Regions from separate parts of the Homo sapiens genome. Here region 1 is linked to region 2. The links are chromatin loops, found by intact Hi-C in ENCODE. Cell type or tissue: Caco-2. All regions are shown on one strand. Links, peaks and the distances in the headings refer to the core of each region. The heading gives the core; the rest is flanking DNA.

Region 1 (5,383 bases), core at 318-5,317, 210 kb after region 2:
CATAACGGTGAGGAAAACCAGACACTGACATTGATAAAATAATCACCCCAATAAATATAAAGCTTTGATTGTATTAAGGGCTATGAAGGACAGCCATGTAACACCATGAGAGCTGGTAATAAGGAGGTTTGATCTGCTCAGGGACGCCAGGGCAAGCATCCCTCCAGGGGCCTTGCTTGTTAACCACCATTAACCAGCTGAAGATGGGCAGTAAGAGTTCTGCAGGCTGAGGATGCAAACAGCAGAGAAAATGCCTGCTAGGACAGACTGAAAGAGAGTCAGGCACAAGGTAAGACCACTCTAGGGCTTGAAAGCCATGCTGGTAGTCTTCATCCTAAGAAAAATGTTCTTGGAATTTTGGATTGGGCTTCTAGCATCTCCTCTCCACTCCTAGGGAACTCTCCTGCCTTCTACCTTCCAAGCAGAAGGAATGGAAGTTCCACAACTTGACATTACTAATGGTGAATTCCATAGCCTGTAACATTGTATTCCAAGGAAAGGGGAGGCAGAGATGGGATGGGGATTAGAAGAGTGTAGGTTCTAGGGTGGGGAACTGGAGGAAAAATGTCATGGCCTCTCACAAGGATAAATACTTGGGCTTTACACAGGCCTGAACCAGTCTGTATTCACCTCTTTGGTACCTTCTAATAGCCTGAGAGACAGGGCCACTATCTCTTACCATGAGTCACTCCCCCATTAGATTTCTTTCCTGCTTCACCCTGCGGCAGAACACAAAACAGCTTCATTGATTTTACCCCATGTTTCCAGTGTCCTAAGCAAACATAGCATTTCCTGGGGTTTCCTAAGGATGGCTACTGCTAGAGACAAGATAATACACTGGGATAGAAAAGGTCAAGGTCAGTTTGTCCAGCATGGCAACTCGATTGGACACTGGACTTCACTCCTGGAAAGAAAGCTGGGTGGAGATTATGGCAGGCCTAGGGTAGGAAGTGAGATGGGAGCTGGAGAAGTGGCCATGGCAGCCCTGGGGCTGGAGAGCCTGGTAGGAAAATAAGGGAACCCCATCTTCCCACTTACCTAGTTGCTTTTAGCAGCTCTAACACTGTGGCCCCTTTGAGATGGGCACTGCCTCACTTGAGATAGAACGTGTGAAGTGGAAGGAGTTGGTAGTGTGAAGAGGAGGCAAAGAACACGAAGTGGAAACAGCAGGAAAGCAAAGGCACCGACCAATCTGCAGGCCCCAGCTCCTCTGCTAGCCAGGCTCTGCCTTCCCAGGAATTGTTGCCCTGCCATAGCTTGCAGCCAGCTTGCTTTAACTTCTTGGCATTTCTGTCTCTTGTTGCTTGTCTCCTTCACCACCTTCCCATGCTCACCACAATTCCTATTTTTTACCTCTTCCTAGGCTGGACAGGTAGTTGGGAGTGAGGCCTGTAGGGAGAAGAACTGCACTGGGATACTTCCTATACAACACACAGACACACACACACACACACACACACACACACACACACGCACACTCTTAGGTCCCAGTACTGCCACTGCCTTTAACATGTGCAGAGGTATCTTTAAAAAGTCTTTCAAGTCAAGTATTTTTACATTTCCTGGATCACTCGATGCATATCACTGTTTTATCCTGGCCACGAGGCACATTTTCATTGTTTTATGAAGGATGGAAAAAGCTGTTGAGACCTCCTTTCCTTCTATAAACAACATGGGAAAACAGCAACTGTGCACTTCTATCTTTTTCACTAAGGATGAGAAGATAAAATATTTGCAAAGTTGAAAAAAAATTGAAAGGCCATAATTTAGGATGCTAACCTTTCCCTACGGCAGCGCCAGCAGATCTTTCCGGCTTGCTAAGGGATTCAGAACTTGCGGAAGCTTGGAGCCCCTGAGCTGCCGGTGATCACTTTCACAGGTTCCTGTAATTATATGCAAGGGCTGGCGTTCGCAAGTTTGGTTGAATGCCTGGCTTTTCAAACTGGGGTGTTGGCAGTGTGCCAGAGGCACCATAAACCACGGGATGTGCACCTTCCTGAGGGTTCATGTACAAGATTTATTGGGGGAGGGCCATAAAATTACTTAACTAGTGAGTAATGTTAAGCATTTTGTTTTAAGAATGAGGTTGCAAAACGCCTCTGCTTTAGAATACAATGTTTTATTTCAACAAGAACAAAAATCCTCCCTTGCACAGGCTGCCTATGCCTTGGTACCCTGAGGATACAGATGCATCACCTTTAACTATAAAGGATCTTTCATGATAAAGAGGAAGAAACAATGATATGATGCATAGAAGGATGGGTGTGCAGGTATTTTCTATATTCAGTCAGTCTTCAGAAGTCACTGATGATGAACCCAATGGCTGAAGGTGGGGTAGTCCATATAAACAGGATTTGGCTAGAAGCAGCAGTTTGGGTAGAAGAAGACACAGAGGAGAGAATGGGGACCTAGAGAAAGTATTGCCATCATGACATTTATTGACACAAATCTTTGGCACTCTACTCAGTTCTGGAAAAGCCTCAATTCAAATCCTTTCTTTTCTTCTAATAGCAGAAGGTGTATATTAATGCTGTTCCCATCTAACATATGAGGAAGCTTGGAACTACAGTTCAAAGAAGAGGTCAGCAAGTGGACCATCCTGGGGTTCATGATTGTCTGATTCCCAGACCTCTCCCCTTGCTATTTCACCCTATTGGCTGGACAACACATTGGTCTTGGTTCTGATATGAACTAGTTGGATGTTGCTAGCCAAGTCACTCAGCAACTCTGGGTCTCATTTTTCCCAGCCAGGAAAATAAGGATCTAGGACAAGTATGATTTCCAAAATGCCTTTCAGTTCTAAGAGCCTATGATCTTAGAAATGAAAAACTGTGCAAGCTTTCCGGGTATTTTGGGCCAACGAAACGCAAGCATTGGACTTTTTCCCTCTGTAAGCTAAGTGGCAACTGTTATCTACTCCCCTGGGTCCCCTGGGTTGGAAGGAAGCATTTAAAATCTATGTACAGAAACATGATTTGGTTTTGTCCGTAAGAATCTGCTGTCTTACAACACATAACTTCACATTTCAGACCACAAATAACTATAATTACTCTCTCTCTCTCTCTTATGGAAAGCTTGTATTTATTTACAGTCAAAACAAAATGTTTCCTTTTTATTCTTAGGACTTAGTTAGATTTTAGGGAGCTTGGAAGTGCTTAAGCAAGTTGACTATTTTTTAAACAATTGGCTACAGTGGTTATGTATAAAGTGTGGTATGATAATGTTACAAACAGACTTCATTTCCAGACAGCTGAACTCACAGGCTATACCACAGGACTCAGAGGTGGCTGAGATGAGACACCTGGATTTCATAAAAGCAGCAAATTCAAGCAAACAGAAAGCAAGGTGGCTCTCATGATAAGGGACCACTGACTGGTATCATCCAGAACAAAAGTAAAGCCTTCTTCAAATAGTGAAGTATTTGTTCAATAGTATAGACAGAGTTCTAGAATCTAAGCGATAGCAGTGAACAAAATAATCAAAGTCCCTGCCCTAAAAGAACTCAGAATCTAGTGGCAGGGCAATAATGACAGCAGTAGTTATAAGAATAATGTTACTATTAAAAATAATTGTTAAATGTTTGTGTTTATATATGACACTATGATAAGCATTTTAATGCATTATCCAATTAATCTTTGCAACAACCCCATGATATAGGCATTATTACCTATATGAACCTCATTATTAACCTCATTTTACATTATTAACCTCATACTAAAAAACCTCAATAATTATACCATTATTAACCTCATTTTAGAATTGAGGTTATTAAGGCCTAGGAAGATTAAGCAATTTGCATGAGGCCACACAGCTAATAAGAGACTCAGAATTTGAACCTAGATCTATCGGAGCCTGAAATCCATGCCCAAAGCCACTTTGATACATGCTCTCCTTCCACGATGTTCTTTGGTACTCTAAGAGAACTCTGAGGCGATGTGTACAGACTGACTACACACAGAGATACAGACCATGTTTCAAGAAACCTACATCACTGCATAGGCCAGCAGGACACCAGAGCCATCAAGCAAAAGTAGCTTTGGAGAGGCCTGAGAGAAACTAGAGGACCAAAGAATGGAAACAGCAAGGAAGACTAAAAATTAACTACAGAACACCACTGTTTTACATTTATAGTGCGTATATTTAGCGATGTAATTATGCTTAAATGAGCTGCATCTAAACATCGTTCACAACAGCCAAAAAGTAGAAACAGTGCACATATCCTGAATGAACAGACAAAATGTGGAACATTGATACAAAGGAACACTAATAAAAAGAGATTAATTACAGATGCTATGACATGGACGAACTTTGAATATATTTTGCTACATGAAGGAAAGTAGTCACAAAAGATCACATAGTTTATGATTCCATTTACATGAAATACCCAAAACAGGCAAATCTATAGAGATCAAGTGTAGATTAGCAGTTGCCCAAGGTTGAGAGAGAGGGGACGGAGTGACAGCTAATGTGGGATTTCTTTTGGGCATGATGAACATAGATTATGATGGTTGTTGTGCAACTCTGTGAATTACAGTTTAATAAAACCGCTTTAAAAATTAACCACATCTAAAAGATTAGGCTCTATTTTTATTAACTGACTCTCCTGTTATCGTCTTAAAATCTGAATGAAATCATTCCTTAGAGTAAGTAAAAAAATAGAAACCAGGGTGTCATAGACTCAGTAATTATTGAATCCAGAGTATGATCTCTAGAGTGGACAGAACAGGCCAGTAGCCTCCTTACATTGGAGAGCTGCTTATGTATTTTTTAGCCATGAAACAGATATTTATTAAGATTTACTCTGCATCCTGCTCTGAGCTAGGTGCTGGAATATAACAGTGACAGAACTTAGAGCCCAGTTTCATAAGCTAAGTCACAATTACCAGAATGGAAATCTCAAGTAAAGGGAAAGTGCATTTTACCAAAAACGCAATTGCTTAAGAAGATCTAGGAACATTTTGGTAAAACTGGATTCATTTAAAACATTTAGAAATGAAGTCAGGTCAATAAAGTACAAAGTGAGGCAATTTCATGTCGATTTTGTTAATTTCAGTTCAATTTGCAGTCACTTGTAGGAAACTCTCCCTGTTGTTCACGGCTGAAATGGGAAACAGGTATGAACTATTATCTTCAGCTCTAAAGATTCTAAGGAGATTTCCTTTGACTACCCAGGAGATTTAGATTCATATTCATATGATCATTTTCTCTCTCTTTCTCTGTAATATTTCCACTCAACTATGATCAGACTCTGCCCTAAACTCACATTTCCCCAGAGTTCCTAGGTACACAGGATGTAAATCCATATCTGCTCAGGACTCCTGGTATGTTTATGGATGACTGTGGCCCCACAGCCTTAGAGTGTTGCAGAAACAAATTGCGATTG
Region 2 (5,383 bases), core at 137-5,136:
TCTTCTTACTTTTGCCAAAACTTAGTAGTGCAATCTATTCTTGGGGGCAGGACTGGAGCTATGTTTAATTTATTAATTTTCCTATGCTTTATAATTCCTTGTGAAAATAAGTTAGTTATTTGGGAGCATCTGCATGCTATAGGGCTGTGTTGCATTTAGCCTATAGCCAGGTGAAAAAAACTCCCTCCGGCTCTGTTTAGCTTTCACACAGAGCTTTGGTCAGGGACCTCAAGACAGCTGACCTTCATTTACACTAAACCTTTCCTTATTGGACTCATATTAAAAGGGCCTGCAGTTCCAACTCTGGGGTTTGGCACAAACGATTCTAATTGCTCCTTTATCCAATATTCAGAGATAGGGCTCAGCCATTAGGCCCTAGAAAAGCAATATACAAATATTAGCTTGATGGACAAGGTTAGTAATAAGATACAGCTCTCCTCTGTATGTCACACTTGAGAGATGCAAGAAAGATAGCCATTCCTATTATTGTTCTCACACATTTTATAGCTGGTACATGTTTATATTTCCTGCTTAAAGATTGCAGGGCATAGCTAAAGGAATTTAAGACTCTGGAATTCATACAGCCTGACTCTTTTATGCATTCCTTCAGAAACTAGTTAGCCCTGTTATCAAAAGGAGAAGCATTCTGCCTCTGACAGGCTACTGAGTCAAAATCAGAAAACGGATCCCAATAGTATGTTTCAATACTGCAACCCCAGCACTATCACTCATGAAGACTTTTTATTCGGCCCCCAGAAAAACACAGCTTGCATTAGACAGACTCATGTGTATAAGCCAAAAACAATAGGGGAGTTAAATCCACCACGGAGTTACTAGATCACTGGAGAAATGGAGATGGTGTCTGTAAAAGTAACTTGGTAACAATCCAGGTTACCATTACGAGGATAACATTTCACTAAATGATGGTAAAGACTTAATTCGTAACAAAGAGGAGCCACAACAGCAGAAATCAAAGATGGAAAAACAAACTACTTTCCTCTTTTTGAGCTGCATGCTCTGTTTTATTTACATAAGATATACACCATATTCAGGAGCAAGCCTTCCAGACCCCAGCTTCTTACTTTTGGCAAAGAAAAGTGCGTGTGGACATGTGTGTGTTGCAAAGGTGGCAGGGAGGGAGGATTCTCAAATGTTTCCAGTATATGTTTTCCTTGACAGATTAAATAATAATAGAAAGTTATGACATTAAAAATACATCATTCGAAATAATGTTGACGTGTCTTTTCCTATATACATTTTTTCTTTTGTGGTAGGTGGCGTAATGTTACACAACTTTTAAAAAGTGCAAGGCAGGCTGTGAATTACTTCTTTCAAATCTTTACGTCAAGGGAGCAACTTTTCAAAAGTTATTCCGAAGCCCAGGATTTCTGCTCCCCACACCTAAACCCCAAACCACTTGTGAAAATTCAGCTTTTCAAACAGAGCTTGGCTCTATTACTTCCAGCTGTCTCTATCTTGCCAAGTGTCCTGACACACACATATTCTATCGGTAAATCAACAGAGAAAGAGAAGAGAATGTTAAAAAAAAAAAAAAAAAAGTGGAACTCTAAAAAATGAATATAAAATGCCTAAACATCTCTATTTTCAAAAGGTATATATGCACATACCAAGGTAATTTTCTACAATTATCAGAGTTGTCCTTTTTCACATCTAAGTATTATACTATCACCCCCTTTTTGAGAATGTGTTTTACACACACACACATACATACACACAACACACACACGCACACACATACACACACACACATTGTATTTTTCAAGTGTGATTGAAATCGTTTACTTTATCTGACCTCATGCCATTTCTATGAACTGCTACCTAACTTGAGTCCTATAGACGAGACTTAGTGCAGTCCGTGGAGAAGCATGGTGACTCAAATCATATGCGGCCTCCACCTTCATCTCTCCAGCTGTAGAATCACTGTGTGCCGATATCTACAGTGACATTTTCAAAATTAGATACTCTATATGGGGGAAAGCATGGGCCCCAACTCACAAGGACAAAGCAAGGACTGCTTGGTATTTTATTTCTGTGGCAGGTTATTTAGGATACAAGGGGCACTAATTGGCACCCTCCCAAGCTGTGACATTTGTGATCTGCTGCCAAAGGGCAAGAGAAAGATGTGTAGCTGCCTTTTCTTCCTTGTGTGCCATCAAACAGATACCAAAGCAATCGTCTCCATTCTGACTCTGAGAACTCTGGGACAGCTTAGCTGACAGACTTAACCATTTCCCCACTCCCCCATCCCATCATTTTGAAGGGGGCAGTTTGAGTTTGTTCAAATGTGGTGTGGGCAAAATCACTTCAAGTGGAGGGGTGCTTAGGGAAGAGGGAGAGATATCTACTTTGGCTTGTAATTGTGTATTAGCTTGGTGCAAAATGAATGGCAAAAGCCGCAATTACTTTTGCACCAACCTAATACGTAGACTTCTGAACTCCCATCTCCTCTGGGCCTTATGCCTGCCAGACAAGCATTTTCCCCCAGGCTGTTAAGAGGTATTGACAATGGCACATTTTAAACTCTAGGGGGAGCTCCTGGCACCCACTTACCAGGAGGTCACTATGGTAAAGGTGGAGCTCAGTATGCTAAGTAAATGGGGTTAGAAGTGAAACTTCTCTGATAATGGTGATGCTCTTGACTTTTCAGGTTCTTCCTTGTTGCTTTCTCTGAACTTCTGCATGGTATGTGCTTTTATAACCCTATTGATTTAGCCTTTTCTCCTTTACAACCGGTCACATAAGTTAGGGCCGGCGCAGCCTGCTGTTTGGGAGGGTTCCCATCCTGTCAACCATGAAAAGCGCAAGGTAACCAGAGAATAGGGCTGGAATGGGATGCTTATCCAAACTCTGCCCTAGTCGGAGGGACATAGATCTTGTCCTCTTTTCCATGTCTTCCTGCTTGCTTCCTCCTCTGCTTTTCTTCCATTGGAGTGGAAAAATCAAGAAAGCCTAGAAAAGAGCTGGCCTAAATTCCAGCCCCTAATTCTCAGATAGCAAAAGAATGCTGAGGGTTACAAGGTCTTACCAGTTTTCCAGTATGAATACGGGATAGGGATTTATAGTCAGTCCCAGAAAGAGGATGTCTTGTTTGTGGGTTCCTGTGTTTATATCCCAACAACCCAGTGCACTGGTAAGTGTTGAGAAATGATTCAAGGATGTGGAATCATCTTGAAGTCACTGTAGACACCTGACCAACAGCAGTCATAGGCCACTGAGGGAAAGAATGCTGGTGTCCTATCACTGCAGAAGCTCCAAGTGGCAGCCTACTATGAGTTTAGACTGACTTACGGAGATAATAAACACTTTTATGACTGAGCCAACCAGATGTTGGAATGGTGGAATCCAGTAACAGATTAACCTAACTGAATCTAATTGCTGCACATTCAGACTGAGTGATTGATGCTCCACTGATCTTGCATATAGCCAAAATATTCATCTACTGCACGACAGCTGATTCTGCCCATACTTGTTGACATGGCACGTTTGACTTTAGTCACATGTCCATATATTTTTCTTCTTTCTCTCTGATAATAGAAATCATGTGCTTCTCATCTTTGTATCATCCACGATGTCATGAATAAGTGACCAAAAATTATTTATTGAATAAAAGACATAGCAATTTATGTGCACAAATAAAGAGAGTGCTAATCTGTTTTGGACATGTCTAACTATGCAGATGGCAATTACCTCTAGAAGGTTCACTTTAGGTGTAAGAGATAGAAGTCCAAAAGTTTAGGATTTGAAGAGTGTGTAGGGCCTAGAGGAGAAATTAGAAATTTGTACTTGTTTTACTTTTGTCTTTTCTAATGTATTATCTTTTAGATCTTTCCTACTTGAATGAATTCCTCGCCCAACATTATACAAAATGAGATAATGCAATTATCAGGCCAATTAACAATAATGCAATAATTATAGCAGTAATATTAGTTGTAGCTTTAGTGTTACAACAGTAAGACTTCTGTGCATTTTTCTATGCATTTTACTCATATTAACATATTTAATTCCCATAACAACCAACCCTGTGGAAGACAGCATTTGTATGTACTGTTATACTTATTTTATGAATGAGAAAACTAGGGCAGAAAGGGAGTAGATGAATTACTCAAGGCAACTATGTAAAAAAAAAAAGAGCTAGGAAACCACAAAAGTCAAAGTCAATAAAATAGACTTGTGGCATTCACACTTTTAGCACTTATGAGTTTACATCTTGATTATTAATCTGAAAATCCATGATGTAGTAAGGTATAATTTTGCAGATGCCCAAATGTTAATAGTGTCCACTGCAAGGCTGACATAGAAATAAGTCACCCAGCTAGTTAGTGAACCTAGTCATCCACACAGCAGCCACTTCTTAGAACACTTTCTTTATTCTCTTTTCGATCTTTTCTATATTACTGACTGTGGCAAAGTAAACTTTTCTGTTCTCCTGTGAAATAAAAAAAATACACTAAACAAAATACAAAAGCTTAGTGTGAAAGATGAAAAGAATTAACTTGTAATGTGAATATATGCATTGAAAGCACATGACTCTCATTGGAAATAGAAACCAAGAAAAGCCAGAACTAGCACTAACATTTCTAAACTCATATTTGGAATTTATTAAAGCTTATGAGAATTATCCTTTGTGACTATAAAGGGCCTACTGAACAACAGTCTCATAAAGAAAAGGCCTTTTTTGATAAATAATCATGGAGTATGTGATCAACACTAGCAGGTGAGTGCTTGTTTCTGACATCAGTGTCTAGGAATCAGAACAATGGGTTGCTTATCAAATGCTGTGAGCAAGGTTCTGGGCCAAGTATAAAATGTAGGTAAGCAGAGCCAGACCTCCCATGGCCACGCAATAAGTCTGACTCCAACTATCTCATTAGCTTCATGGGGCTGCCATCTCCACCATTACAACCCTGGTTTATTTAGGCTCTGTTTCTGGAAGGCTCTTACTAAAATGCAAAGTAATTAGGAAAAGATAAAAAGCAACCGAGAACCAAGTAAGCCATTCCCATAACCATTTATGAAATTATCTTTTCATTAGTGCTTCAACAGAAAAGGAAATTTATAGAGATCGAGATGGGACCCATCATTATGGAGCATGGGCCACATGGGGGTGAGCACATATCCAGGAATAATCTCGAGTGGAGGTGCCTGGAAGAAGCCTCAGGACCACTGGAGTTGAAAGATGACAAGACATAATGGGAGGATGATTGGATTGAAAGCGGAGTCACTGATACACCACTTTCCAGGTGCCACCTCTTTGCATCATATTGACCCTGTTAAGTTTAATATGATACAGGTAAGGCTGACAGACAGAGCTGAGAGCCTGGATTAAAAGCATAAAACCCACAAAGCCGAATTTAATGAAGCA

Evidence for each region. A loop is a pair of places that touch in the nucleus more often than their neighbours do. Peaks named below come from ENCODE experiments on the same cell type or tissue, not always from the same donor. Only the 100,000 strongest peaks of a DNase experiment are listed, where the experiment ranks them.
Region 1: a loop joins it to region 2, with 8 times the contacts of the local background. A loop is called at or near these places in 1 of 110 quality-filtered maps.

The regions. Positions count from the first base shown.
Region 1 is chr20:15,443,141-15,448,523 of GRCh38, reverse strand. The region is part of intron 7 of MACROD2 (mono-ADP ribosylhydrolase 2); the gene reads right to left. Among named protein-coding and RNA genes, the nearest start is that of MACROD2-AS1, 520 kb to the right of the region's middle. In Caco-2, for the core only: no CTCF peak of the experiment used is centred there; a DNase peak (open chromatin) is centred at 3,313.
Region 2 is chr20:15,651,493-15,656,875 of GRCh38, reverse strand. The region is part of intron 8 of MACROD2 (mono-ADP ribosylhydrolase 2); the gene reads right to left. Among named protein-coding and RNA genes, the nearest start is that of MACROD2-AS1, 720 kb to the right of the region's middle. In Caco-2, for the core only: a CTCF peak has its summit at 2,541 (motif pointing right); a DNase peak (open chromatin) is centred at 2,525.